3 separate regions of the Homo sapiens genome follow, and all the other regions are linked to region 3. A link is a loop called in an ENCODE intact Hi-C map of the cell type or tissue named here. Cell type or tissue: mammary epithelial cell. All regions are shown on one strand. Each heading gives the region's core, and the rest is flanking DNA. Links, peaks and the distances in the headings are about the cores only. Region 1 overlaps LHFPL2 (LHFPL tetraspan subfamily member 2). Region 2 overlaps LHFPL2 (LHFPL tetraspan subfamily member 2). Region 3 overlaps LOC124900191 (a long non-coding RNA gene).

The links. Peaks named below come from ENCODE experiments on the same cell type or tissue, not always from the same donor. Only the 100,000 strongest peaks of a DNase experiment are listed, where the experiment ranks them.
Region 1: a loop joins it to region 3, with 9 times the contacts of the local background. A loop is called at or near these places in 2 of 110 quality-filtered maps.
Region 2: a loop joins it to region 3, with 2.6 times the contacts of the local background. A loop is called at or near these places in 2 of 110 quality-filtered maps.

What each region holds. Positions count from the first base shown.
Region 1 is chr5:78,632,394-78,642,659 of GRCh38, reverse strand. The region is part of intron 1 of LHFPL2 (LHFPL tetraspan subfamily member 2); the gene reads left to right. Among named protein-coding and RNA genes, the nearest start is that of LHFPL2, 11 kb to the left of the region's middle. RefSeq lists enhancers at 8,813-9,312, 9,313-9,814. In mammary epithelial cell, for the core only: no CTCF peak of the experiment used is centred there; DNase peaks (open chromatin) are centred at 1,859 and 4,009; H3K27ac peaks cover 3,776 bases.
Region 2 is chr5:78,591,300-78,601,565 of GRCh38, reverse strand. The region is part of intron 2 of LHFPL2 (LHFPL tetraspan subfamily member 2); the gene reads left to right. Among named protein-coding and RNA genes, the nearest start is that of LHFPL2, 52 kb to the left of the region's middle. RefSeq lists a silencer at 4,196-4,400 and an enhancer at 4,246-4,540. In mammary epithelial cell, for the core only: a CTCF peak has its summit at 6,155; DNase peaks (open chromatin) are centred at 3,295, 4,035 and 6,265; H3K27ac peaks cover 5,125 bases.
Region 3 is chr5:78,694,485-78,704,750 of GRCh38, reverse strand. All of the region lies in intron 4 of LOC124900191 (a long non-coding RNA gene), which reads left to right. Among named protein-coding and RNA genes, the nearest start is that of LHFPL2, 51 kb to the right of the region's middle. RefSeq lists a cis regulatory region at 4,736-4,746 and enhancers at 4,669-4,813, 4,145-5,344. In mammary epithelial cell, for the core only: no CTCF peak of the experiment used is centred there; DNase peaks (open chromatin) are centred at 4,870 and 6,230; H3K4me3 peaks cover 241 bases; H3K27ac peaks cover 3,693 bases.

The sequences.
Region 1 (10,266 bases), core at 680-8,679, 62 kb after region 3:
GAGGGAGTTCTTTTTACGGTAGTGGCAAGTGTTTGTAGGGAGGCCTCCCTCTCTTGCTTGGCGTGTTGAGGTTTACTAACTGATGCTAGGTGCAAGAGTAATTTGTGTCCTTGTAAGTGAAATTTTCTCTTTCATCCCTTTACCAGGCCTGACTGGCTTGATTGTCCATCAAGCCCTTGACTTTAGCCTCAAATGACCAGGCTTGTACTGATGTTATTTTGCAGACTTGGTGAGTTCTGCTTGTTATTTTAAACTGAGCTAGTTAAGAGGGATGTACCTGGAATGGTTGTGAATGTGTTTGATAGCTAGGATGTGTAACTGACAAAATTGATACCATACACGTGTCTGTTAAGGACTGAATATTTGTGTCCCCCAGATTCATGTATATGTTGAAGCCCTAACCCGCTATGTGATGGTATTTGGAGGCAGGACCTTTGGGAGGTAATTAGGCTTAGATGAGATACTGAGGGTGGGACCTCCATAATAAGATCAGTGTCATTATGAGAAAAGGAAGAGAGACCAGAGCTCACTCTCCAGTGTGTGAGGATGCAGCAAAAAGGCGACTGTCTGTCTGCAAGCCAGGAAGAGGGCCCTCATCAGGAACCAAATCTCCTGGCACCTTAATCTTGGACTTCCCAGCCTTCAGAACTGTGAGAAATAAATGTTTGTCATTTAAGCTACCCAATCTATGGTATTTTATTATAGCAGCTTGAGCATATATGTGTGTGTGTGTGTGTGTGTGTGTGTGTGTGTATACTGTACATTTTCTTAAATACAATAAATATATTTAAGAAAATGTAAGATGAACTTCACTTGCTGAGAATGTAAACTAGTTTTGTGTATGTCTACAAAATATTGAATACGGTTAAAAAGGTGTGTTATCTGCACATTTTCCTAAACTTTAATCAGCTAGATCAGGAGAAACACCCAACTTTGATTTTGACAGTTGGCAGGTCCAGAAAGGAGAACCTCAGTGTATTTGGATTTTTCTTCTGGGTTTGTTCTGACTTTGATTTAATAACATGTTATAATGATTAAGTGGTTTTATGGAGACTATTTTACAAATATTTTTGTCAAACTTTATTTAAGACTTCCAAGGTATTTACTTGGGGGTGAACTTTGGAAGTTCAGTCAAACTAACTTTCACAACTCTTCACCTTAAAAAAAAATAAGCAAGGAAACCTGCACCCAGTTATAGTATTTGAAAGAAGAATATTTCAGCTGGTTAATAATGAACAATGTTTAACGCTGAGGTGACATCAGCAGTAGAAACAATTCTTTCCTTGTGCCTTAAGCACAGAGCATGGTTCAACTAGACGTAACCAGGTTGTCTGGCCTTTGACTGCACAAGGGTAATAGGTGGATGATAGTAGCCCAGGTTGATGTATGGAAACTAGGGTGTTCTGACAGTTTTAAAGCTCTTCCTGTTTGTGGGACTAAGAACATTTCCCTTGTGGGCTGAATCTCTCTGGTCCTAAAAGCACACAGATTCCCAGGAACCCTTGCATTGCTAATGGGCAGCTGCACATGTGTGTGGTTCCCAGGTCTTCATCTCCAACTGCTTTGCACACCCTTCCTCTGAAACATTTCCTTCCCTGCCTTAGAGAGGGTGGCCAGGCTCTCCTACTCTCTGTACTAGGATAACTAACTCTTGTTTTCATGTCCACCAGGGATGAGGTTTATCTACCTTCTTTTTTGAGGTTACCAAATGGCCCTCAAGGGCTACTGGTGTTAATTTGCATTTCATTCATTTGTGGCATAAATGAGAGTGTGCCAAGCAGGCCCCAGTGAATGCTTGTTGAATTGCAGGCACAACCGTTACTCCTCTTACTGCTGTGGATTTAGGGTAAGTCCAGTGGGGATGATTAATCATTGTTAGTCTGTGTAACCAGCAATAACACCTCACCTCATCCTTGCCTGCTTAACAGGGTTGGAAGGACAGAGACTAAAATTTTAACTGGTTATCTTAATGGGGCTATGAGTGACTAATTTTTTTTCTTTATTTTTCTGTTTCTCAGATTTTCTACAAGTAGTATGTTACTTTTTGAAATGAGAACTAAAGAGCTGGGGAAGTATTTTGGTTTTTGTACAAAACTGGATCAGTGGTTTTGGTCACAACATCATACATTGCTTGATATCCATGGTGCATCCTTTGTAAGGCAGTTCCTGTCTTTAAACAGAACTGACGTTCCTACTCATTGTTGATATAGTTATAAATACTGGAAGGCTGCAGGAATGTAACTAGGACTGGGGGTTGCAACCCAAATCCAGAATGGGGCAGCTTCCTCTGAATGATAGGGAAGACCCCACCCCTTATAATGGGTATGTTTGGTATGTTTTCATAAACATTTTAAGTGTGATTTGAGAGGTGTTTCTGTTGTATTGATAAGAAGTACTGAAATAAACCTGATTGATAAGAAATACTGAATTAAATAAGTGCTGTACTGGCATGTTTGATTTTTTTTTTGTTTTTTAATTTCACTGTTCAGTTGAACCTTAACCAGCAGTGAGATCTTAAATATTTCTTTAGCAACAAGCTCCCCACATGCCCGGAAAATTAAGAGGGACTCTTTTTCCTCTCCTGATTCTATTGTTCAGCATTTTCTTTCTTTCCACACTGTGCTGTGTTGTCGGGGCACCTGGAGTTCAAGCTTCCTTTCTCCTGGGGCAGGCTGCAATTGGACTGAATTTCACATGTTTTCTAGTTTTAAGGCATTTAGCCAGTTGTTTAAGGAAGGCTGTAATTGCATTCACAGGAGCCTCATTCAATCTTCAGATAAGTGGTGCATGGCACACACTTATTAAGGGCAAAATAACTTCTTAAAAAATTAACTTTCTCTTGCTCATAGAGAACACATTTTCTGAATTAAAAATAACAGACTGGATAGTCTGGGAATTACAAACTTACCAGTAAGCAGTGTTTTTGTATTTGTAAATGACTAACACTTGTATATTAAATAGATACGTAAGAAAAACATGGCTCACAACTTTAAAAACAATCTAAAATCACATTTGTTTTTTTTTTAAAATGGCCAACTGTCCGTTCTTAGAAGATGATTCTACATTCTAGAGAGGTATGTCTAAACAGATACTCTTTCATTTGCTCCTTCTTACAGTGGGCCTTTCAGGGTTCTTCTGCAGTGAAAACTCATAATTACCGACTTAATTACTGACTCTGCATGGATTCATGCTGTAATTCGTAGCATAGTGTGCCGGCTTAAACTGGTGACTGTAAGTCATTTTTGATCTGAATCCTTTTGGTAAGTGGGTGTGCTTAGGTTGTCTTGACTATTTATGCATTTTGTTTGTTTGTTTGTTTGTTTGTTTTTCCCAGCTTGTGCTTAAGTGTATTGTAAAGAAAGGGCAGCATGAGAGGGAACTAAGCTGATGTGTGAAATGTTTACACTATGTTACCAAGCCAAAAAGAGCTGTAGTCAGGGACAGTATGGGTGAAGAGGCCACACTGAATAATAAGAACCCCAATGGTGGTGGTGGTGGGAAGGTGTGAGAGTTTGTGTGTACACCTGTGTGGACAGGTGGCTGGGGGGCCTCTTAGGATAGTCTGACCAGCCATGTTAGGCAAGAACCACTGCTCCTTTTGGTCTGGAAACTAGACTTCTGGTCCTAAGAGGCTTCTGGCTTTCTTAATATCCATATTGGTCAACAAAACTTGAATGTTTTAAAAAATTTTAAAAACTTAATAACTGCCATCCAATTAGATTTCCTCTAGTTTGGGATGTGTATATTTGATTTTTGAAACCTTGATCATGAGACTTTCATTTCTTCTTGTGAAATTTCAGCTTTCTCAGTTCTGGCATGTTTGGCCTGTCCAGATAGTTTTGAATTCTGACCTGGTCGTCTGTCTTGTCAGCCTTCCCTCTGGGCCACAAGTCATTCTTTGATACATGCAGCCCGTCAGCCACTCAGGTTCTTTGAGTCATTAACTGGTGCTGCTCTGTTAGCCTCCCCTTGTCATTCTCCTCCAGTCCTCTTAGTAACCAAGGGTGCGTCAGCCTTTGCAGGCGGCCGGAGGGCAGAGGGTTGGAGTCTGTGCCAAGATACAGAGGAAGCTAATCATACCCGTGACCTCGACCTCATTAACATTGTGCTGGAACCAAAGAGCCAGCATTCCATGGTATTGTTTGACTTTGGATTGTCTCTGCTGATTTACGATCACGAGGTCTATAGTCCTGCCCTCGAAGGGAGGCAGATGTTAGAGCCAGATGAGAATGTGAGACACAATCAGAACTTACTGCCTCCTTTTTTATGTTTTTTAATTTATTATTTATTATTGTTATTATTATTTGAGACGGTGTCTCGCTCTGTCACCCAGGCTGGAGTGCAGTGGTGCCATCTCGGCTCACTGCAAGCCCCGCCTCCCTGGTTACACCATTCTCCTGCCTCAGCCTCCCGAATAGCTGGGACTACAGGCGCCTGCTACCATGCCTGGCTAATTTTTTTGTATTTTTAGTAGAGGTGGGGTTTCACCATGTTAGCCAGGATGGTCTCAATCTCCTGACCTCGTGATCCACCTGCCTCGGCCTCCCAAAATGCTAGGATTACAGGTGTAAGCCACCACGCCCGGCCCTTATTGCCTCCTTTTAACTTCCTAAAAACTGGGCTTTGGGTTGTCAGCTATTCATTGGGTCCTGCTGATGGTGATCTGGCCCCAAGACAAACCAGCACTGACAAGACTTGAGTGAACAGTGTGAGGGAGGAAGGCCTCTGAGAGGCTGGTGCCCGAGTGGGGAGGCTGATGTTCCAGAGTTGTGGGTAGAAGTCCCTACCCCATCAGGAGGGCTTCTCAAGCTTGACTGTGCCCAAGAATTGGCTGGAATCCTGTTAAAATACAGACTCTGATACAGCAGGGCTGGGTAGGGCCTAGGATTCTGTATCTCTAACAAGCTCTCTCCGTGATGCTTCCCCTGCTACTCCCGTGGAGCTCACTTTGAATAGCAAGGCCTCACATTAAACTGGAGCATGAAAGAGACTATGGAATAGGCATCTGGCGGCTGAGAAATGTCAGGGCTGAACCGTGCATGCCAGGAGGGCCTGTGAGGTCTGACTTGAAGTTGGTCACCTGCTACTTAGGGCTGGCCTCTATCAGGATGAGACTGCGAGCCCTCAGCCCTGGCACTTCCATTTGGGCCTTTAATAGCTGTTGGGAGCCACTGTGCAGGGATGCCTTTAATCCTTTAGGGCAGGGAGGTTATGAGCTCTTCCAGTTGAGATATGGTAAAGGTATAGGGGAAGGCTTCCCCCCCTCCCCCCAAGCTAGTTAAAATGATTTCCTCATTACATGTTGGTTATATTCCATAAGTTTAACTAGATTAGGAAGGCTCTAACTTCCTTCCATTAAACCTGCATTTTCCCACATACCCTATAACTTCAAGGTTATGCGATTACAAAGCTTTTAAAAGGTTGCCTATTGTTTCATTTGGAGCATTATTTCTGAAACTTGCCTGACACTCTGCTAAGGTGCTAGCTAGACATATGTGACCAGACCCTACCCGGGGTTTTGGCTTCATAGGTCTGGAGTGGGTCCTGGGAATCTGTGTCTTTTAAACAAAGCTTCTAGGTGGTTCTTATGATCAGGAAGGCTCTAGAAAAACCAATTTAGAGGAGTATCAGTTTAGAAACCTGTCTGTCTGAGCTTGTGATATTGGCCATGTCTGAGGGACACCCTTGCCTGTTTATTTCTTGGCCTCCTAGATACTTGCTTGTGAAGGGCTGTCTTCTGTCCCATTGGATCCACTTCACTTTTTATCTTAATACATGCTTTTGCTTTTACAGAGAGGCTCTTATCTTGGATGGAGCCAAATCAGAGAGGCCTTTGTTAATGGTGTAAGAAGTCAGTTCTGTGAAGCCTTTATTTTTAGGAAGGTTTTACAGACACTGATTATTAAGTGCTCAAAGATACTGGACTACATAAGCTTTGGGCCTCTGTAGAGAAGTCTTTAAGAATGTCTCGATAGTGATTTTCCCACTCTTTCCTACTTTGGTTCAGACACTGGAGATAATGAGCGTTGTTAAGTAATGGATGACCAGAAATGGATGAAGAAGGGGCCCCATCCTCCACAGACCAGCTTGATTCTGATCCAGGTGAATTGGAAGGTTAAGGAGTTTGCCCTTCCACAATTGTATGAAAATTAACCTCTATTCCTAAAGATGCAGGATCCATCTCAGCCTTACCTTAGGGGCAAAGTCAGCTTATGAAACCAATGAAGTAGGAAATGGTCAGTGTGGGGGGATCAGCTGGATATAGAAGTAGCTCCTTACCCGAAAGGTGGAATTCACTTACTGTTGTACTTACAATTCTACCATTAGAGAAATTGGGTGAAGTGTTTCCCTTTAAGCCTCTTATTAGACGTGTAAGCACACAGAGGACAGGCAATGCATTTGTGATTTATACGTTAACAGGAATAACTTAATAGAATGCTTCTCAGGATCAGAGTATGCAAGAGTGGATTCTGATAGGGTGGAGTGTGGGGCACTCTTCAAGGAGGGCAGAGCAGGAGGCAGGGCCACAGACGGCAGCCTCAGGCACCAGGTGTCCAGGCAGCTCAAGAAGAGCACAGGATGCCTGGGAGGGCACTAGGCAGAACTTGTTCCCATTCATTTAATTGGTGTTTGTGTGCGCGTGTGTGTGTGTGTGTGTGTCTGTGTGTGTGATGGGAACTTTAATATAATTTACGATGCATTTGGCACACTTCTAATGTGGCCATTTCACATACTAGTTGTAATGAAAAGCCAGGTGATCTATATATGAAAACTAAGACTAAACACCATAATTGTACCTAGGATTGTTTTGGTTGGTTGGTTGTTTTTTGTTGTTGTTTGTTTGTTTGTTTGTTTTTGAGACGGAGTCTCGCTCTGTCACCCAGGCTGGAGTGCAGTGGCGCGATCTCGGCTCACTGCAAGCTCTGCCTCCCGGGTTCACACCATTCTCCTGCCTCAGCCTCCCAAGTAGCTGGGACTACAGGCGCCCACCACCACACCCGGCTAATTTTTTGTATTTTTTAGTAGAGACGGGGTTTCACCGTGTTAGCCAGGATGGTCTCGATCTCCTGACCTCGTGGTCCGCCCGCCTGGGCCTCCCAAAGTGCTGGAATTACAGGCGTAAGCCACTGTGCCTGGCCGGTTTTGTTTTTTAAAGTCAGTTTGGTTGTGAGAGAGAAGCTAAATCCAAGACTTGGAAAATGATCCATTTTCTGTACCTGCTTAGCAGGTGAGCTTGGCCAGCGGCAGAAACCATCCCTTTTCCCTGGGGGAAGAGGGGGCGGTGGGAGTGTTGGGGGCGTCTTTCCCAGAGGACTTGAAGAGAAGGGCTTGACTCTCCTGAGATTGCATGCCACCTAGGTAATGTGCATTAGTGCATGCTTTCTCTGTCGTATCTGAAAAGAGTCATTACATTTGCAGAGTTCTCAGCCTCTGGCTGGCAAAAAGAAACTGAACTTGGGCATTCTGCTGCCAAAGCCAAAGCTTGTGTAAGTGGTGGAGTATGTTTTGAGAACAGAGTGGGGATGGGTTGGGAGATTCTCTTGTCTCTGCTGTCGGAGTAAACCAGAACCGACAGAGGACTTACACAGAAGCACTCCCGAGGGACCAGAACTCTGGGAATGTCTGTGAAGAACTGACCCACTCCACGGCTCACAGCCATTTCCCGACTCTTCTTCCCCTGGTGTCCCTAGATTGGGCTTAGTGCCCCACATTCTAAGATTCATAAGATGTTCCTCCATGTTCTTGAAATGAAACACACAAAAAATGATTCCATTCTTATCACAAATAAAATGTCTTTGTCCTCAAGGGGGCATGGTACTCAGGAAAGATGGGAACACAGCCTGTGAAAGGCAGAAATTGATAAGAACTGTCTGTTCTGCCTCCCTGACCTTCCTTTGCTGTTAGCTTGCTCTGCGGCCTTGGGCAAATCATTTTGCCTCTTTGGATTGGAAAGGGTGAGGGGATGGAATGCAGGCCTGAAACTCTTATTCCAGGTGAGTCCATATGGCTATGTATTCAGTCATTTATTCAACACATGCTTATTACACCCCTTGGAAAGCTCACAGTCTAGTGGGGAGAGACAGGTGGAAGAGCCATGATCGTTGAGGGCTAGCAGGTGTGGCGGTGTGTTTGGCCATGGAAGGCCTTTGGAGGCGTGGGACCATAGGCACAGGGGCAGGTGGGGAAGCCAGAGAGCTGCAGCATGCAAACACAGTGTGCTGCCCAAACCTGGGGTGGCAGTTGGGTTTTCTGCAGCACTACTTGAGGTGCACTGAGAATACAGTGTCCTCACTGCCCCCATACCACGCATGACTTCCTGTGAGTTCCTGCAGCACAGCCACCCTCACGGTGGCATTGGTGTTGGGGGCAGGCCCTGGGAACTGAGTGGAGCATCATCTCCCTTCATGACCTGAGTGCTATTTTGATGCTTTGGCCTCCCCACCGCCCCCTAACCCCTTTTGTAAAGAAAGCAAGAGCTATAAAAACACAAACAAGAATGTGAGAACTTGTCTGCTGTTTACAGAAATATGCTTTTTTTGGGGGGAGGGGTAATCTTTTTTCTTTTGGTAAGGAGAAGATAGATATTCAAAGAAAGAGGCAGATAAACTGGGCTCTTCTGAATCCTGAATTACTTTATGGCTCCTGGGCCTTGGTGTCTTTGTAACCACAGAGTTCATTTCACTCTCCAGGAAGAAACTTGACCCTCTAATAAAACCACATGGAGCCTTCCAGGGCGACCTCACTGTTTCATTTATGGAGTGGTCAGATTCTGTATCTAGGTGGGAGGAGAAATGTCTAAAAGGAGAAGCATGCATTCTCTTTCCTTGAAGCTCGAGTTCCCTTTGCCTGTCCTAAAACAGATGAGGGCCCAGGAGAAGAGGAAGGGCCTTGCCTGCACTCCCATCTCCACCTCCCTACCCTGAAGGTGGCTCAGTCCCCTACCCCATTGGTCCACAGGACTAGGAATGGTGCCATGCGTAAAAACCAGCTTTGTGTATTTTTTACAACAGAAATGGGCTTCAAAGCACTATGGAGTGTGAGGCCTTGAGCACAGAATTGCTGCTGGGTTAGCAGGCTGGGCCATCTCTGTACTCTGTCCCCCAGGACTTGCCCTTAGCAAGCATCACCGTCACCCAGAGGACTTGTGAAAACACTGAATGTGGGTCCCACCCCAGAGATTCTGAGTCCCTAGGTCTGGGATGGTGGAGACTTTGTGTTTCTGACACGTTCCCAGGTGATGCTGCTGCACTACACGGTGCCACCCAGGCATTTGGTGGGGGTGTGTTGAGGCAGGCAGACTCTGCCCCTGAGGCAGTGGCACTGAGCTGGTGTCTGCCTGGCAGGAACCACCTCATGCTGGAGGAACCTGGGCTTCAGAAGCAGTGGTTCACTGGAGATGCTGGAGGGAGCTCAGCTTCACTTCTGACCATGAGGGTTGTCTTTCTGTCCTCTCACAACCGACCAGGATGTGGCATTTGGGGCAGCTAAGATGGGGTGTCGTTGCCTCCTTCCAGTTTATTCTCCTCTCTGGTGTTGCTGAAAGCTGTCTGAACCATCACAGTCTCCTCTCCTGTGTCAGAGCTTGCATTAGCCTTAAGGTCCAGTCGAAACTCTCCTAAAGCAGCTGCAAGAAGGCCTCTTGTGACCTGAAATGCTTCAGTGGGCACCAACTTCTTTCTTTTGTGAACTGTGTCCTTGCTTCCAGGACCCCCCCGTCTTGCTGTTCCTTTTGCCTGGCATGCTCTTTGCTTGCCCTCTAGTTTGGCCACCTCCTCATTTTAGCCCTCACTTGCTCTGAGGAGCTTCCTTTGATGCCTCTGAAATCAGCTGGTGCCTCTGCAAAGGCTCATATATACCCTTGTATTTTCCTCCCTTCAGCTCCTATCAGCTGCATCAAAGTCGTGAATGCGACCTATTTATTTTTCTTTGTGGACTGTAAGCTCCCTGAGGGCAGGGAACCCATCACATGTTTATGCAGGCATTTCCAGGCATATAGAAGGTACCTGGCATATAGAAGACCTTCCTAATCATTCTGAGGTAGGTACTGCAGGGGAGGAAACTGAAGCACAGGTAGGTTAGCTACCTGGCTGCAGTTACCCTGTCACTGAGTTGTAAACTAGCATTGTCACCTAGGTCTGTTTGATCCAGCCCCTTGGCCAGGTAACACTAGACTTGTTTTCTGCTCTGAGACCAAAGAGCTTAGCCATAGACTGCAGGTTTCTGTTGGAACCATCGAAAGACTGGCTACTCCCGTTAATAATAAAA
Region 2 (10,266 bases), core at 1,185-9,184, 100 kb after region 3:
TAGTCTTATTAGATTTACTCGTTATTAGTTTGTTCTTAAAGAATAAAAACAGTTCCTTTTGGGGGAGGCTGCCTAACTTACAGGGACCCTTCACCATCAATATTAATTACATACAAACATGAGAATAATTCACATTGCTAGTGAGAACTTCCCCTGGACAGAGGAATTCAGTGAGTGGGCCATGTCTGTACATTCTTGGTACTGTCTGCTCTGGGACCTGCCTTCTCAACTGTGAACATGGCTGAATCATCTCAGCTTAGTAAATCTCAAGGCACACCAAATCATCCCTTCGAGAAAAGATGTTTGTTCTGTTACTTTATCCTCACAGAGAAGTCAAGGGTCCAAATATTTATCATCCTCAGTGACACCTCATTTCTCCTTTCATCACTAGGCCAAATGGTAGGAATTGTTCTACTTTATTGTGTTTTCACAGTTTTTCCTCTGAGGCTTCCCTGCCTGTTGTTACTTGATCTTTTGGACTTGAGTACCCCCAGGGCCTGCAGGGTCACTCTGATGTGGGGTTGGAGCAAATGGCACACATGCTGGTCAAGTGTTGGGCAGATTTAAATCCGATTTTCTTTTACTTTCTAGTGTTTTTGGAGTTTCAGTTAACTTTTTTTTAAACAGCTAATTTGAGTTCAGACACAGGCCAAAATAAAACATTGTCCTGGTCATCTGCTATTTATGTTCCATTGTGGAAAGTGTTTTCTCAGCCAGAACCTTTGACTTTAGTTACCAACTTCCTTCATACTATTTTGTTAGTAGTATCTCTCTGAGGACGTTAAGTATATTGTCTGCTTGTCATTTATTTCTCTGAAAGCTTTATTTATTTATTTTGAGACGGAGTTTCGCTCTTGTTGCCCAGGCTGCAGTGCAATGGCATGATCTTGGCTCACCGCAGCCTCCACCTCCCGGGTTCAAGTGATTCTCCTGTCTCAACCTCCTGAGTAGCTGGGATTACAGGGATGTGCCACCATGCCTGGCTAATTTTGTATTTTTAGTAGAGACAGGGTTTCTCCATGTTGGTCAGGCTGGTCTTGAACTCCTGACCTCAGGTTATCCACCTGCCTCAGCCTCCCAAAGTGCTGGGATTACAGGTGTGAGCCACTGCACATGGCCTCTTGCTGAAAGTTTTATGATTTGATATTTGAAACTCAGAAAGTGGAGGAATTGTCTTTTGAGCCAGGCTGTAATTTTAATTTTTTTTTTAATCACCTGTAACCCCAAACTGAAGAGCTTACTGATAAACTCTTACTTTGAAACTTTGGTGTGGCCATCTATGGGGAGAATAACATGAAATAACAGAGCTTTTGTTAGAATTGGTATCTAGTTTGCTCGCTTGACAACAATATATTTGTAAATTTTTTACTTGAAAGGCTTATCTTGAAGAACCTCATCCTGAAATTTTTAGAACTATTCAGGAACTTAGTAGGTGGAATGCTATCAACTTTAGTCTTTCAAAATAATTTTCACCATGAATAAGCTGTTGTTTGATCTCCCCGGCTTTCTTGGGAAGTAGCTCTTTCTGAAGGGTATATTGCATGTTCATTATTAATCTGAGTGAGAGGTTAGTTGCTATAAAGTTACAAGATTTTCCTGATCACTTAAAATTTTCTTGTAGTCAGAGATTTGACTCTGAATCGTCACTTCAAAAATTTGTCTTTTCAGGTACTATGTAAAGAGAACTCCAGAAACTACCAATAATTTGGGGAATAGTTTGAAAAATCTCAGATTTTAAGGGATGGGAAGCATTCAGAATGGTTGAAGCAGTTGTACATGCTGAAGGCTGTCTCCCATTGTCTGCCATTATCTGTACTAAGTCACAACTAGACAAGATCTCATGGGCTAGGCAGCAAGCCTTTATGTTTTTTATTCACTTAATTGTTGAACTGGCAAGCAGAATCTGTGTGTAGGCATGATAGTCTCTCCATTAATAATGCTCTACCTGGTAGAAGTAGGGGCTGGGTGTAGTGGCTCATGCCTGTAATCCCAGCACTTTGGGAGGCCGAGGTGGATCACCTGAGGTCAGGAGTTCGAGGCCAGCCTGGCCAACATGGTGAAACCCTGTCTCTACTAAAAAAAAAAAAAAATACAAAAAATTAGCCGGGCATGATGGCGGACACTTGTAATCCCAGCTACTTGAGAGGCTGAGGCAGGAGAACTGCTTGAACTTGGAAGGCAGAGGTTGCAGTGAGCCGAGATTGAGCCACTGCACTCCAGCCTGGGCAACAAGAGCAAAACTCTGTCCGCAACCCCCTGTGCTCCCCGCCCAAAAAAAGGGTTTATTCTTCGCTTTCAATCTTGGGAAGTTTTTATATCTAGTAATCATGGTCGTCTCTAACAAAGTACAATTTACATTAATTGAGAAAATAAAACTTTATCCATAACACTTGGGAGGGTAGGGGAATGACGCAGTGTGATAAAACAGTACGGCTGAGCCAAGCAAGGGCTGGAGATGAGTAGGACTGGCTGGGGACATAGGCAGACCAACAAGTGCAGTGAGCGCAGCACTTCCTGTGACCAGTGCTTGAATGCTAGGGATAACTGGACTTGGATTGTCTAAGAAGGCTGTTACTGAAATTACCGTATGTTCAAATTTTGTGAAGTAAATTTGAAGGTGTTGTACAGGTATAATAATGCTTCCTATGAAAACAAGATAATATATCTATACATTTTTACTTTGGAATGCTATTTGAAATATAACATGGAAGAAAATAATTCATGCAGTTATTGACCAATCAGTGGATAGACATATTCATGATTGTCATTGTTCTCATTTGAGAATACTTTGAAAAGCAGCATTCTGGAATGCCTCTAGAATGCTTTCTCTATCAGAAGGAAACATGAGATCTATTTTGTTGGAGTGAATTAAATTTTTATGCTATAAAAAGAATCCCATTGTAAGGTTGTCTTGACCCAGAAGATCCCAAACTTTCTCTGTTCTTGGTCCTCTAAGTGTCTAGTTAATTTTTTCAAAGTAAGTACTTAACAGTTTTGTTTAAGAGTTACATACAAACCACCTAATAGGTACTTCTGTTCTAACAACTTAATGGCCATTTGAAAAAGTAGTATGTATAAATTGAAAGAAAATATGCTTTTCTTTTTATAAGATTTTAGAACTTACTTTGTTCTTGAATAACCACCTTCATTTACTAGTGAGCTGTGTTTCTTTGTTGGATACCTCATGGCTTCGCAAGCCTAGGAGTCAGATTTGACATTCCCACCTTGGTTTCCTGTTCCACATTGATGTTCAAATGTGCTTGGCTTATTATCATAGTAATTGCAAAAACCAGTTTCACAAAGAGATGATGTCATCAAAAGGAATGTAATGCATTTTGTGAATTAACTTGAACTAGTAGTTTGTATAATTCCCACACTTCACCATGCTTTCCTTAAAAAACTGTAGTATCCCTTCATGCTCCTGTGAGTTTGCTGTGGCTCTCCAGATCATCTTGACACATGGGGTGGGAACCCAGGCCTTAACCTATATTTGCTATCTATGACTAAGTCAGGGTTGCCTTAAGGGGTCTTTGTATTAACTGCATTATTCAAAAGTTGGATTCCATTGTTATTTAGTTTGTGGTTGTCAAGTTTTGGTGAGCAACAAAAACATTTCTGGCTCTGCATCCTGGAAATGGATTTATAATGTTTGGGAAGAGGGGTGTGGACCCAGGTGTCTGTATTTTCTAACAAGCTTGCCCAGTGATACCAATGCATATGAAGATACTAATTCAGTGCATATGATGCACTGAATTCCATCACAAATAGCTTGAGTTCAGGGACCATGTTGTTCTTCACTTAAATTCTTTCTTATTCCTGTAACATACCATCATGCACATTTGGTAAGTGTTCATTGAATACTACTGACTTATTTGTTACTTCATTTCTCTTTCCTCCCAACTTTTCTTTTGTTCTGTATCTTAAAAAGAAAAACAAAGAAGGAAGAATTGAAGAATTGGGTCTTAGAGTTTCCTGACTTTCCAAGCTGCTTGTTCACAGTCTTCCATAATCTGCTACGTCAGTTCACCACTCTCCCACACAAACTCTTACGTCATGTTGAATCATTCTACTCTGAGACACACTTTGGTATATTTGTCTTCATTTTTTCTTGCTTCTGTCCCACACAAAGAGACCTTTAAGTTTCCTAAGTGGAAAAAACACTAGGTTTGGGAAAAAATTAGAAAAACTTGTGTTAGTTTCCTAAGTGGAAAAAACTCTGGGGTTGGGAGAAAATTGAAAAAAACTGGAAGAGACTTAGATTATCTTTTCATACAATGCCCCCATTTTAGAGCTCCCTGTGAGGAAACACAGGGAAGAGATGTGATGTCCCAGAGGCCACACAGGAAGTGCAAAGTCTAGCTGGGATTAGACTGCTGCTCTCTTGGCGCCTCGCTCGTGGGCTGTTTCCACTGCACCCCAGCCCCACCAGACCTTACTCTCCTAGGGTGGTGCTGATCATCAGTGATTTTCCTGAGTCCCACAGGTGACTGTGATATGGAAACAATGGCTGAGAACCAGGTTTAGCAATTTGCTTTGCTTACAAAATTATTGTTTGGTGTGTTAAATATTACTTTGCAGTTTAGTCAATAGTAATTGAATTTCTTTTTATGAGGTTAAATTTTTGTTTCATATGAATGTATAGACTGTGCAACATGGGCAACCTAGATCACTTAATTTTTGTTGTTTAATGGGAAGAAGGCAAAAATTTGGGAGCAGAAGAAACTGTCAATATTATTATCAAAGGAAGATTTGTATTTTCTGGATTTTTGCTTATGACTGACAACCTACCAGCATCAGAATGTGGCTTGCTGGGCTTTGGGCAGCATTTCCTTGGTAGATTGCTTTTCTGGGTTCCTAGCTGGGTTCTGGGACCATGGCGGGGAGGTGTCCTGACTTTTGGATAATTCAGACATGGCTATAGGAGACAATTTCAGACAGGCACGTGACACTTTTATCCCTAAGCAGAGTTGGAATGAATAGGTAAGAGTCACAAAGATTGCCAAGGAAGGTCAATCATTTTTACTAGGTTTCTCTTTATCACATTAGGTATGTCTTAGAAAAGGTAAGACAGACTTATGTTAAAGGAAAACTGGGCACTGTGAGACTCATGAAAAATATTCTTGGAACTTTGTGATCCCAGGGCTATTTCATTCAAATGTTCATTGATTCGTTCATGCCTGCATGCTTTACTCTTTTATCAGAAAGGTCGTCCTCTAGGCAGCTGCTTACCTTCTGTAGGATGATGTGAGCTTGTGTTTCCTGCAAGTCCAATCTTTTGGGATGAGGACCCTTTCTCCTTGCATCTTTCTTGAGAAGTTCTTGTAACTGTATATCTTTTCAATTCAATTTCCAAAATTTGTCGGGCTTTAATTGGAGACATTATAATGATATTGTGAAGGAGGAAAATAAATGTATAATTTAGATGTCATGAGGGTTGCTTATAATTTATTATAAACTTTGTCATCTTCGGTCTAGAACAGCTGCAGAGAGGGCTGCTTTTTTTAACTGATGAAAGAATGTTTTGACTTTCATATTTCATAGAATCAAGAACAAATTTAACTTAAATCCACAAATAATATTTGTAATGCTACTTAATACCATTATTGTTCATTTAAACCTCCTTTCTCTTGGACTCCCCTTTACCAGAATGCTTATAGGAAAAAATGCTGTAAGTTTTTGAGTTTCTTTTTTGTTTTTTCCTCATCAGGAATCCCCTCCAAAGAGAGGCAATTTAAGAAAGAAGGAACAGCTGGGTGCTGCAGTGGCTCACACCTATAATTTCAGCACTTTGGGAGGCAAAGGCAGGAGGATTGCTTGAGGCCAGGAGTTCAAGACAGGCCTGGTCAACATAGTGAGACCCTGCCTTTACAAAAAAAATTTTAAAAAATTAGCCACGTGTAGTGGCTTAAGCCTGTAGTCCCAGCTGTTCCGGAGGCTGAGGCGGGAGAATTGCTTGACCCCAGGAGTTCAAGGCTGCAGTAAGCAGTGGTCACGCTGCTGCACTTACCTTGGGTGACAGAGTGAGACCCTGTCTAAAAAAAGGAAAGGAAGAAAGAAGATTCTCCTAGCCTGGTCCTGAACAGCTAGAAACACTTGTCTTGCCTCCCACACTGAGACATTGTTCACCTAGGTGGAAAGGGCTTATAGATTTCTGGTGGCAGAAATCTGTCCACTCACCACATGAGGGTTGCCTTTAAGCACTGACGTGGCTTAAACTGCATTTGACCTGGTGCTTCGGATTCAAGCCAGTATGACTCATTATTTCAGATGTTTGGTTTGTGCTGTTATAGTTGAAGCAATCTGTAAGGAAAATAGAAAAGCCTGTTGTAAAAATATAGTCTGTCTCCAGGAAGGAGAATCCCCACGTCCTGACTGGAGGCGGGATGTCTGCACATGGCTTGTCTAACTTGTTATTTTACCTTAGTTCCTGGTTTGAAGCAGTCCTGAAAACTGTTCATCAGTGCATGTTGAGATGGCATAGCTGATTATTTTCACATTCTTGAGTGTGAATTCGAAACACACAGGGTACAAAGTTTGCTATCTGGTCCCTGAGAGATAGCTAGGCCAGCCAGGCTGGTCCCCAGACTCTATTCTAAGAGCAAGGAAAGAACACAGTGCTAGCACCCACTCAGAAGGCTAGCCACATCAGATGGTTTCTCTCTGAAGTTGAGATGTGACATGCAATTTATATTCTTTCTTTGGTCGTTGGCGGCTATGTCCATTCTATATGTGATTTAGTAATTAGGGACTGTTTGGCTTTCTAGAATCAAACAAAGACTATTATAAAATGTCAAGTTTTTTTACCTTCAACTTTTGCACTGTGTTTTCAAGTAAAACATTCTGCTAACTTGTAAGTTTGTCCCTTTTCTCTTTCTTGTGTCTTGGTTCTTATCCCAGGGGAACACTTAGGAAAAATTATAGAATCCCTACCCAAACAGTGTAGTGAAGGAACTGTTCATGATTTGTAGGGCTCTGGCTATGAACTGACTGCTGTGTGCCAGTTTAAGCTTATAGCCACTATTACTTTATTACAGGATTTTGATTAATTTGTTAGATGGTGGCTGTGTGTCAGCTGCTTGTTTTTAGAGCTTTCACCTGGGTGAATAATAGCTTCTATCTATTATGTATGTGCTAGAAACTTGATTTAACCCTTACAGATACATTAGACAGCGTATATTACAGATACAGTGAATAGCTAATAGTTAATTAATGTGTCCAAGGCCACACAGTTAGCTGACATCCTGCCCAAGTTGAGTCGGAGGATGTCTATACAAAGCTATGCTGCCTCTCCCCCTAAAAATAGGGGAACAGAGTTAACATGCTACATAGGGCCGAATGTCTTTAAGCCTCTCTTCTTGTCTAGTGTTACAGAAATAGCCATTGTTTTAGAGAAGCAGGATTGCATAAAGGCTAAGAGCCAGGATAACTGTCTGGCCCCCATACTTAACTAGCTCTGAAACCTTGGGCAAGCTCCTTAACCTTTTTCTATCTTGGTTTCTCTGTCAGTGCATAAAATAGTACCTGGGCTGGTGAGGCTTAAATGAGTTCCTATCTACGAGTTATTGGAAGAGTGTTCATAACAAGCAGTATGCAAGAGTTTGCTATTTTTGTGTGTGTTACCTTGAAGACGAATAGGAATGAGATATCCTCTCCATCCCCCCTCCTTCTTGCCTCATCAAGCAGGGTTCCCTGGGTCAGCTTGTGGATAGGTTTCAGAGTAGGGAAGGACTGGGGACAGTCATGCCGTCTGGTTTGTGAGTGAGGCCTTCATAGACAATTGGTCCAGCCTTGCTCCTCTAGGCTGTGTATGGAGCTCTCAGGTTCTTCCACACACACTTGGTCCTTCCAGTCTCTGGTCTGGTTACTTCTCAGGTTGCCTCTTCTCCCAAAGAGTGTATCCTTGACCACTACCAGATGTACTATAAATACATCATTGCTTGTTCAAATATTGATTTAGTACGCTCACCTGTTACCCATATGTTTCAACTAGCATGGTCACAATGGTATATCATAAACCATGACCTTCTGGAGACAGGGACCAGGTCTGTGAGGACCTTATGGAGCATTTTTTAAAAGAGCTTTTTGTCATGAAAATGATACTGTTTTTGGAGTGTGAAGGGAGAGGTGCTCGGGAGAGACAGCTGGGGCCTTTAAGTCCCCAGGCTGTCTTCCTCAATCGAAAACAAGAGGTGGAAAGATGTCACCAGGGATCTCAGGACCTTGCACTCTTGACTTTAGCTCTTCTTTTCCTTAATTCCAGGAACCTAGATGTCTTACTTGAGGGCTGTGAAATCTTTCTCCTGATTCCCATGGGGATGAGAAGTGAATCAGGAGTGTCTGATGCAGATACTGTGTCTGCTCCCCGGGAAAAGCACTCACTGTGAGCAGCAGCTGGCATCTCCTTTCGCCCCCCGTGAATGTCAGCACCCGGTAGTGTCCTGGAACTGCTGTGTAGTGACTGCTTCCAACCAGACACCGGGGACAGAGATTATGCGCGAGTTGCCAAAACCAGGCATGGGAGCACCTGTTGGCTTTTGTTTTTAATTGTGATAAAATACACATAACATAAAATGTACATTTCAAGCATACAGTTCATAGTATTGAATGTTTTCACACTGTTGTGCAACCATCACCACCAGCTCCAGAACTCTTTTATCTTGCAAAACTGAAACTCTGTACCCAAGAAACAATAACTCCTCATTCTGAATAATTTTTAAAATTCAGAAAGAGTAATCTGGATGGCCAGGAGTAATTCAGCTGATTGTGTGTGTGTGTGTGTGTATCTGAATTTTTCACTAAGTTGAAGAGTAATGTGTGTGTGTGTGTGTGTGTGTGTGTATCTGAATTTTTCACTAAGTTGAAGAGTAATGTGTGTGTGTGTGTGTGTGTGTGTGTATCTGAATTTTTCACTAAGTTGAAGAGTAATGTGTGTGTGTGTGTGTGTATCTGAATTTTTCACTAAGTTGAAGAGTAATCAGGCAGAACTTAATGTAGATGAAAGTGGAAGTGAAGAAAGCAAAAGATGCTCAAGAAGGGCCAGTCTCGTACATAATTGTGAAACTTTGGTGGAGAGAGAAGGAAAAAGCACCCTGCTTCCCGCACTGGGCAGAGAATTTATGCAGTTTGCACTGAGAAGTAGAAACCACACAGGAGACAAACCCAAATTAGCTCTTACTTTTTGTTACTCTTAGAGCGTCTTCTAGAGGAAAGAATTCCCTCAGTAGAATTTGCTGTGGATCTGCAGAGGCTACCTCTGAAATCTGAGGCATCCATCCCGCACTCCTTTGAGAGAGGTGCTCTCTGTCCTTCCTGAGCGTTTGGGAGAGAATGCCTTGCCGTGTCTGAGTACTTCTGAAGTCTTCCAGAATTTCCTGGCTGGAGTTCTGTTGCCACGCATTTGACTTCTCTTTGACCCCTCATTGTAGGTCCATGTTGCTTGTTAAAGGACTATTGTACTGCCTGTTAATTGAAGACTGTGCTCTTGAGCACTGGGAAAAGACCATCAAATGAAAATGAGTTGAAGGGAACCACGTCTTTCAGACACTCTCCAGATGGAGCAGATAGTGCCCACTTCCCAGCCCTCCTGCGCCAGCTCTGTCTCTAGGAATCAGTTCTCAGACCTGTCAACCACATGTTCATGCCAGTTGTGTGTGCCCAGAAAGAACAATAAGAAAACCTGGTGATTATATGTGCTGCCCTTTATTTTTCTCCTATCCGTGTTCTACATGTGCCTTGTGTTTGCTCTTGCTGCCTCAACTAGTAAGCTTCCTTTCTGTTTCTGCAGCCCCCATGGCACAAGGTCTCCTGGCTTCTCCTCCCCTCCTTTCCCTTGTACCAGAGTTGGTTTTAACAAAGCTAAGTGTTCCACAAGAATGTCTTATTTAATAATTGTCAGAAAGAAAGTGTTCCATAAAGGCAGGAGGGTAGACGCGACAATGTCAAGGATTACAGGACACAAAGGATCACAAACATTTTCTCAGAGTTGGCCTCGGGATTTGCTTTGAATTTTATGTTGTCATCCTCTCTTCCTACCCCCACTTTCTGCCTTGCTTTTCCCAGATGATTTCATTGAAAAGCAATGGCAAATTATGACTCGTCTTTTCTCCTAGAGTCTTACCAGATAGTTTATTCTCAGAGGTAAACATTTTAGTAAGCCTTTTGTTTAGTGACTCATTAATTTGATGAGGAAAATGTCCTAATAAAGATAAAGAAACTAAACGGTTTCAAAAGCTGCAAAGGGAAAAATGTTGCAGGGCACTTGAGGTC
Region 3 (10,266 bases), core at 1,014-9,013:
TGTATATATTTATCACATATATATTTTATATATATATATATATATATTTTTTTTTTTTTTTTTTTTAGACAAGAGTCTTGCTCTGTTGCCCAGGCTGGAGTGCAGTGGTACTCTCGGCTCACTGCAACCTCTGCCTCCTGTGTTCAAATGATTCTCTTGTCTTAGCCTCCCGGTTAGCTGGGACTACAGGCACGTAACACCACGCTGGCTAATTTTTGTATTTTTTTGGTAGAGACAGGTTTCACCATGTTGGCCAGGTTGGTCTCAAACTCCTGGCCTCAAGTGATCCACTTGCCTTGGCCTCCCAAAGTGCTGGGATTACAGGTGTGAGCCACCACACTTGGCTCCCAGTCATGATTTGATTATATTTACTTTATAATTTATAATTTAATTATATTTACTTTCAGTAGCGAACAACACCAGTGATTCCTTAATAAAGAGGTGGAAAAGAAAGAAAACCAATATTTTCTGAGCAAGACTAAGATCTTCACATGGATTATGTCACTTAATCCTCCCAATACTCATATGTAGTAGGTCATATTATTATTCCCATTTTACAGATGAGAAATAAGAGGCTCAGAGAAATTAAATAATCATTCAGGATATCAAGCTAGTAAGTGGCAGAGCTGGAATCAAACCCAGGCCTAGAATTCTGAACATTCTTCGCTCTGTTGCCCAGGCTGGCCTGAGGCCATCCTTCTGCCTTGGCCTCCCAAAGTGCTGGGCTTACAGGTGTGGGCCACCAAGCCTGTAATAAAATTTATTTAACCACCACTCCATTCACACAGTTAGTTGTTCAATCTTTCCTATTAATAAATAGTGGGATAAAGAACACCCTTATACATAGTTTATTTCACATGTGTGCAAGAGTATCTGTACATTACATTCCTAACAGTGAAATTTCTGGACCTAAGTGATGGTGCAATTATAATTTGGATAGGTGTTTTCCAAACTGCCTTCCAGAAAGTTGGATATATTCACACTTCTACTAACAATAACACAGTACCTGTCTCTGGAGCCCCTATCTGATTTTTCATCTGTGCCAGTTTAACAAGAGAAGATAGTACTTAATTATATTTTATTATATTATTATGATAGTTTTAATTTGTATTTCTTATATTTTGTATAAGGGTGATCATGGGTTATTGGTCTTTTTCTTAATGATTTGTAGGAGCTCTTTATACATTAAAGGATTTTCTCCTTTATTTCTATTTTGAACTGCACATTTTTTCCCAGTGCCTTTTCTTCTGATTCTGCTTATGCAGAGGGGTTGCCATGCAGAAATTTTTTCTTTTCATGTTCATAAAAGACAAGTTTGTCAGTCTTGTCTTTTATAGTTTCTGAGTCTTATATCTCTATACTACTAGATTACAAAAAATAAAAGTGTCCTTTGTTTCTTCTAGTAATTGTATGGTTCTTTTACAGTTTCAACTATCTAGAATTTATTTTGTTTGGATGGTTACCCAGTTGTCTCAATATAATTTTTAAAATGATAATTTTTCCCTACTGATTTGAAAGCCAGCTGACTCTATACTGAATTTTCTGTTTTATATTCAGAAATGGCATTTCTGAGGCAGGAGGATCACATCAAGCCATCCTGGGCAACAGAGTGAAAAATGTTTAGGCTGTTTCATTGTGCTTGATGACTATTTGTATTAATATATAAATACCACACAGTTTTTCTTATTATATTTTGATAATATGTTTTATTATCTGGTAAGGCTTATGCCCTGATCACTTTTCTTTTTCAAAATGGCAAGTTTGTTTATTTTTAATTTCACCGTGGTTCTGGGCCCATGCCTAAGGGGGAGACCTGGCTCTCCAACCTCGCTTATGTGTTCTTCCCCAGCCCCAGTCCTTAGGGTCAGGTTCTCTATGCCATTGTTCTCTGCACATTCAGAAGATGGTTTAGTAGAAATGTGAGCCCCTGGCCCAGCACAGTGGCTTACTCCTGCAATCCCAGCACTTTGGAAGGCTGAGGCAGGAGGATCTCTTGTGTCCAGGAGTTCAAGACCAGCCTGGGCAACATAGTGAGACCTCATCTCTACAAAAAATAAACAAAATTAGCTGCACATGGTGATGTGCACCTGTAGTCCCAATTACTTGGGAGGCTGAGGCAGGAGGATTGCTTGAACCCAGGCCATCAAGGCTGCAGTGAGCTGAGATCATACCACTGCACTCTAGCATGGGCGACAGTGCAAGACCCTGTCTCAAAAAAAAAAAAAAGAAAAAGAAAAAAAAAGGAAATCTGAGCCCCCTTTATCCATTTCCCCTCATTGGAGGCTTCCTTAAAGGCCTTTACCAATAGTGTTTCTAAGTCCTAGGGGGATCTACGCTCCCCTGGACAAGGCACAGGGCTTCTTAAAGTACGTCTCTTGTTCAGGTTCTCAGAATAAGTTCTGAGGTTTGATGTTTTTCTCCAACTAATGTCAAATAGCAGGCCTGTAATTTTCCCAAATTTAAGAGTATTTTCCCCTGGCTTCCTGGCTGGCTCAGACTTGTGAAAATATTCTCAATTTCAACTTCACTTCCTTTAACATTGTGCAAGACAGTATGTGGCAAAACCCTAGAATATAAAACGTTTCTGACATTTTCACTCAGTAACTTGCCAATTTCTCATTTGATTCTTTTTTCTTTTTATAAAGACAAATTAGAAAGCAATCACTCCATAACCTTTGGCTTTGTTATTTCTTTATCCTTTGTGCTACCCAGTCCTATTTCCCTATCTATCACTCTTCTGTATTGATTTTGGATGGTTTGGTGTTTGCCTTTGTGCTTTGCAAAGAAAGCCATTGATTTTGAATAGATCTAGAAATGTTGGGAGCTCTTGGCGATGTACCCAATCTTAGTGTTGTTACTAAAGGTATTAGACATTGCCTTGCAAGTGAGTTTATTGTCTCAGTCTATGATTATGGAAATAAAGACTGCTAACAGCTATTGGCAAAGACCTTCAGAGTTATCATCTGCCTATTCATGACAATAAGAGCTAGGAGATTGACCTGCTAAATGCCCTACTGAACCGCTGATGACAAGTATGTCTTTAATTTCAACTCTAAAAAATAGGATATGGTGTAACAGAAAGAGAACTTTGGATAGAAAATCAGGATACCTGGCTGGGTACGGTGGCTCACGCCTGTAATCCCAGTATTTTGGGAGGCTGAGGTGGGCAGATCACTTGAGGTCAGAAGTTTGAGACCAGCCTGGTCAACATGGGGAAACCCCGTCTCCACTAAAAATGCGAAAATTAGATGGGTGTGGTGGTGAGTGCCTGTAATCCCAGCTACTCGGGAGGCTGAGGCAGGAGAATTGCTTGAACCAGGGAGGTGGAGGTTGCAGTGAACCAAGATTGTACCACCGCACTCCAGCCTGGGTGACAGAGTGATACTCCATCTCAAAAAAATAGAAAAATTTTTAAAAATTAAAAAGAAAATCAGGAGACCTTAATATAGTCTTGATGTGCTCTAGCTAGGTGGAATTCCTCCCCAGGCTCTGGAGAGTAAAGCTGCTGAAGAACTCATGAACAGGAAGTTGTAGCATATAGGCCATTCAAAATTGTCTCTAGGCTGGGCGCAGTGGCTCATGCCTGTAATCCCAGCACTTTGGGAGGCTGAGGCAGGTGGATCACCTAAGGTCAGGAGTTTGAGACTAGTTTGGGCAACATGGTGAAACCCTATCTCTACTAAAAATACAAAAATTAGCTGGGCATGGTGGCATGTGCCTGTAATCCCAGCTACTTGGGAGGCTGAGGCAGGAAAATCACTTGAACCCAGGAGACGGAGGCTGCAGTGAGCCGAGATGGTGCCACTGCACTCCAGCCTGGGTGACAGAGTGAGACTCCATCTCAAAAAAATAAAGATTGTCTCTAAATGATAAGGGCCAGAGATAATGTGGGTAGCTAGGGCTATCTTATCCTTTTATCTTTCTTGATCACATATCATCCATCGGATTTTCACCCAGTCTCTGGAGTCAATCATATGACAAATTAGGTGGCCAAAGGGCAAACAGTAGAAAAAAATGAAGGAAAAAAAATGTAAGTCATCCCCAGGCTAGAGGACCATATGTTGAACAGTTGAGAGGTGCCTATAAATGTGTGGGAAGGCTGATGGGGAGGGGTCAAGTCTGCCAGCTTCCCAGCCCCAGAGACGGTGCCATGGGATGGGCATAAGGAAGCCTTTGCCCAGGACATGTCTAAGGTATCCGCTGTGGCCCACTTGAAGCCTGCCAGGCGTACCTGCCCGGCTGTGTCTTCCCTTACTTAAGGCCACTCTTGTCGGTGGCCCTGCCTCTGGTGGAGTAAGGAGGTGCTCTGCCATATAAAGCACTTTTGATTTCATGGGCTGACTATGATGGTGCTCCAAGGGAGTATACCAAAATCAGAGATGTTCCTGCTCTTTGACTCAGCAATTCCGAGGTAAAACTTGAGAGAGGGTTAATTTGAAAAATTGGGTTTTCATTTGCTTGGGCTATGGAGCAAAATGAGATATACCTTCCATGTCCCCCTGAAACCATCCATAAATTCTGCGATTCTCACAGGAAGGGATAATTTTAGTGAAACTGAGGAAGGAGCTCACCTATGTGGTAAGGGGTAAATAAATAGGAGGCTGAACAGTGAGAGCTGTGATGACACTCAGGCTTGCAAGCTGATTCACCTACCAGTCGAGCAAGACTGCCCCAGGCAAACCTTCCAAAGCAGAAGGAGAAAAATGTCTCATGAACACTCACCCATGTGACCTGAGGCTGAGTCATCCGTGGTTAATTCCGATTCATTTATGCCTTTTATCTTTCTGGATATTCAGGGAAACAAGGGTCTTTTGTCCAGCTAGAAGCCAGACATCTTTTTTGAAACCATCTTGTTCTTGAGTTGCATCTAATGGGCCATCCTCACATTGGTGAGTCACTGTGTCTCAGGCCAGCCTTCCACCCTCATCCAGCTCTTCCTCAACCAGAGTGGCCCCAACTCTTTCCTCACTGATTGCGTGCCTTCTGGGTACTGTTTGTGTGCTGGGTGTGGGTGTGGCAGGGAGCAGGCGGTCTCTCTCCTGTGGGTGAGCACATTTCCAGGCTGATGAGGAGAGACCCTGCCCACATCACACCCTAATGTACCTTACCCCACTCTCCTTATCTGTAAGATGACTCACATGTACTCTCGGTGGAGTATTTGGAATCCTGGAATCTTATAACATTCAATGCAACTTGTTACCTCCCACAATTGTTACCTCACCCAATCTTTGATTGAAAGAATAAAGCAAATGTAATATCCTGGGTATCATCTCAGTTCAGGGGAAAAACCAGTCTTCTTTAATCTGATAAAGGAGACTACCTAAATCCTACCGAGAATGGATAAGTAATACATGATTTTATATATATATATATATATAATTTATTTATTTATTTTTTGAGTCGCAGTCTCACTCTGTCGCCCAGGCTAGAGTGCAGTGGCACAATCTCAGCTCACTGCAAGCTCTGCCTCCCGGGTTCAAGCAATTCTCCTGCCTCAGCCTCTCAAGTAGCTGGAACTACAAGTGCCCACCACCATGACCAGCTAATGTTTTATATTTTTAGTAGAGATGGGGTTTCACTGTGTTATCCAGGATGGTCTCGATCTCCTGACCTCGTGATCCACCCACCTCAGCCTCCCAAAGTGCTGGGATTACAGGTGTGAGCCACCACACCCGGCCATGATGGAATATATTAACCAATAGTGAAAATAAAGGAATTACAGCTACATGAAGTAAAATGAATAAATCTTAGAAACAATGCTGAGTGAAAAAAACTCAAGTCCTGGAATCTCTCTGGATAAGAACATAGCAATTGTATAAAGATAAAATCTAGCTACGTGAATATTATAGATATTTTGGTAATTTGTAGAAAACACTGTGTGTGTGTGTGTGTGTGTGTGTGTGTGTGTATTAGTTTCCTGTCACTGCTGTAACAAATTACCACAAACTTGGTGGTTTAAAGCAACAGATTATTATATTATGCTCTCACAGTTCTGTAGGCCAGAAGTCTGAAATCCATTTCACTGGGCTAAAAATCAAGGCCTTGGCAGCACTGTGCTTCCTCCAGAGGCCCTGGGGAAGAATGTGTTCCTTGCCTCTTCCAGTTTCTTGTGGCTGCCAGCATTCCTTGGCCATATCCCTCCAGTGTCTGCTTTGTGGTCACATGGCCTTCTCTTCTGTAGTCGATCCTCCCTCTGCCTCAATTCATTAGGACACTTGTGATTGTATTTAGGGCCCAACTGGATAATCCAGGATCATCTCCCCAGCTCAAGAGCCTTAACTGAATCATATCTGCCAAGTCTTTGCCATTCACTGTAACATTTCCAGGTTCCAGGGATTAGAATGTAGGCATCTCAGGTTCATTGTTCAGCCTATCACTGTGTGTGTGTGTGTGTGTGTGTGTGTGTGTGTGCATGCGCATTTTTTTCTTGGAATGATAAATACCAAGTTTAGCAACAGTGGTGCTGGAACAGATTTGTACAGGCTTGCCACAACCGACTACACACATCTCTTCCAGCTCCGCACTCAGTTACTTTAGGTTGGTAGCTTGACATCAGTCACATGGGATTATTTACACCATGGAAGTTGACAAGAACTGCAAATCAGTGTTTTTTCCCAGAGAACTGGTTTACACTGTCAGTAGCGTGGTTACCTTCTTAGTGGGAAAGGCAGAGGGGTGGAATTAGGTTTGGTAATGCTTTAGTTTTTAAATTGGATGGTGTGTTAACAGGTGTTTGTTTTACTATTATGCTTTAAATGTACATAGGTTTTTTTGTGGGTTTTTTTTTTTTTTGAGATGGAGTCTTGCTTTGTGACCCAGGCTGGATTGCAGTGGCTCAATCTCCGCTCACTGCAACCTCTGCCTCCCAGGTTCAAGCAATTCTCCTCCCTCAGCCTCCCAAGTAGCTGGGATTACAGGCCTTCACCACCATGCCTGGCTAATTTTTTTTTTAAGTAGAGATGGGGTTTCACCATGTTGACCAGGCTGGTCTTGAACTCCTGAACTCAAGTAATCCACCTGCCTCAGCCTCCCAAAGGGCTGGGATTACAGGAGTGAGCCACCATGCCCAGCCTGTACATAAGGTTTTATATACAGACATAATACTGATTTTTTTAAGAGAAAAAATGGAAGGCAGCAGGAAGTTTCTGATCTTTCAAAAAAGAAATAAAACAATACCAAAGGCTGGTGAGAATGTGGAGACAGTGGACCTTTCATATATTGCTGGTGGGGATGTAAATGACACAGATACTCTGAAAAATAGAAAGGCAGTTTTCTTTTCATTTTGTTTCTCTTTTTTTTGAGATGGAGTCTTGCTCTGTCGCCCAGGCTGGAGTGCGGTGGCATAATCTCGGCTCACTGCAGCCTCTGCCTCCTGGGTTCAAGCCCTTCTCCTGCCTTGGCTCCCAGGTAGCTGGGACTACAGGCGCACGCCACCACACCTGGCTAATTTTTCTATTTTTAGTAGAGACGGGTTTTCCCCATGATGGCCAGGCTGGTCTTGAACTCCTGACCTAAAGTGATCTGCCTGCCTCGGCCTCCCAAAGTGCTGAACCCCCAAGCATGAGCCACCATGCCCAGCCAGGATGGCAGTTTTCTACATAGCTAAACATATTCTTACTATCCCAGCATTGCACTCCTGGAAATTTATGCCAAATAAATTAAAACTTATATCCATACAAAACCTTGACATAATGTTCACTGCAGGTTTACTTGTAGTAGCCCCAAACTGGAAACAACCAAAATGTCTTTTAATAGGAGAATGGTTAAACAAGCTATTGTGCTTAATTATTGATACATGCAAAAACTTGGATGGACCTCAAAGGCATTATGCTGAGTGAAAAAAAGCCAATCATGAAAGGTCACATATTGTATGGATTTATTTATATTGCATTCTCAAAATGATAAAATTATGAGTCACCATGCCTTATCTGAAGCAAGCTTCCCCATTATAATCTGATCATCAGTATGGGGAGCAAATACAGTGTTTCTTCCTTACCCTGACCTGCTGGACTTTCCTCATCTGCCCCTGCTTTTAAATCTCTGTCCAAAGCTGCCTTGATGCTCTTTATCATGGACACTGAGCACAGAGCAGCAGTTTAATAAGATTTCCTGACAAAAGCAGCCCACTGAATTGGATGTTTTCTCTCTCTTTCTTTTATTATTGTATTTGAATTTCCCCCTAGCCAGATGGCTGATAACAATTCTGTTTCTCTTCTTTTCCAATAAGTAAATTCCAGACTCAAGAATATCCCCTCAACAGGCCAGAAAATTCCATCTTTGATAAGCCAGTGGGTAGAGTTAATGGAGGAAGAACTTGCTGATCAGGGACTCTCAGTGTGTTAGTCTGTTTTCATGCTGCTAATAAAGACATACCCGAAACTGGTTAATTTATATGGGAAAAATGTTTAATGGACTCACATTTCCACGTGGCTGGGGAGGCCTCACAATCATGGTGGAAAGCAAGGAGGAGCAAGTCATTTCTTACATGGATGGCAGCAGGCAAAGAGAGAGCTTGTGCAGGGAAACTCCTGTTTTTAAAACCATCAGATCTCATCAGACTTATTCACTAACATGAGAACAGCATGGGAAAGACTCGCCCCTGTGATTAAATTATCTCCCACTAGGTCCTTCCCACAACACGTGGGAATTATGGGAGCTACAAGATGGGATTTGGGTGGGGACACAGAGCCAAACCATATCACTCAGTTTATAACATACAGAATCACAGCCTCTGAGCAGAGGAGACCTTGCAGCCCCATGCACTACACTGGGGCTGGTGCCTGGGACTAGGGCCATTTCAGGCTATGGCGCCTCCCCCCACCATTCTTCCCTCTGTATTTCTGCAGATTCCTGCTGGGAACCAATGCCTATTAATGAGGTTTCTACTTCTAGCCTATGAGTTAACATTCTTTTTGTAAATTAATTTTTTAATATTTTATCTAAACAAATATAAACCAAATTGTATTTAAAGGCTCATGAAGGAGGACTGCATTCCTCTACTTCACGCTTTAGTCTCATGCCTCAGAGGCAGAACTTTGAACTTCAGCTATTTCTTCTGATATTTGCCATATTTACACTGCCATTACAGACACATCAATTTTAGATGTTATCTCTTGACTTTCTAACAAATGGCAGAATGGGGATTTAGCTCTCTTTCTCTAACATCCCCACTTGCCTTGTCTCAATATAGTGTCACAACTTTTTAATTCAATTGATATTTGGCTAGGTGCGGTGGCTCATGCCTGTAATCCCAGGACTTTGGAAGGCTGAGGCTTGGGGCCAGGAGTTTGAGACTAGCCTGGCCAACATGGTGAAACCCCATCCCTACTAAACTTACAAAAATTAGCCAGGCATGGTGGCACACTCCTGTGGTTCCAGCTACTCAGGAGGCTGAGGCACGACAATTGCTTGAAACCAGGAGGTGGAGGTTGCACTGAGCTGAGATCATGCCACTGCACTGCAGCCTGGGTGACAGAGTGAGACTCTGTCTCAAAAATTTTAAAAATAAAAATAAATAAATTGATATTTAGTTTTTACATTTTATGTTCCCAGGCAAGTTAAGTAGTATAATTTCCTCCATTTTATAATTTTTTGCCTATCTGCAGTTATTATTTGCATTTCTTTTTTTCTTACTTTTACTCTTGTACATATGTGTCCCTTAGTCTTTCTAGATCCTCTCACAAAATTATAAAATTCCTCTTAAAACAATTTTCTACATGGTAGAATCTATCAGATTATCTAATCAGATTTTTTAACCTAGAGGTTACCTTTTCAGAGCCCAGAGCTCTTCTAGCCTAAGCAGGTCGTTAACACAGAGTTAAGAGTGCAAAAGATTTATGGAAGAGCAATTGCTCTGAAAGGAAAAGGGAATTAAGGATTGGACAGGGGAGCTGCTGCCCTGAGTTGCAAACCTGACAAAGATTCCACCCGTCCAATGGGGAGCGCCAGTGCAAACACTGCCTTTTTAGACGCCCACGTTATTTCTTCAACATCTTGCTTAGTCATTGACTAAGGGCTACCCCAAGAAAAATGTGACCTTGGCTCAAAAGTTGAGGCAGATCCCAAAGGAACTACTAGCTATAGGTTGTCAGCTAATCACACCCTTTTTGGTTGGGCAGCAAGAGCAACAAGTCATTTTCTGAAGGGGATCTGAGCAGTGCTTTTTGTTTTGTTTTGTTTTGTTTTGTTTTGTTTTGTTTTGTTTTGTTTATGCGGAGTTTTGCTCTTATCGCCAAGGCTGGAGTGCAATGGTGCGATCTTGGTTCA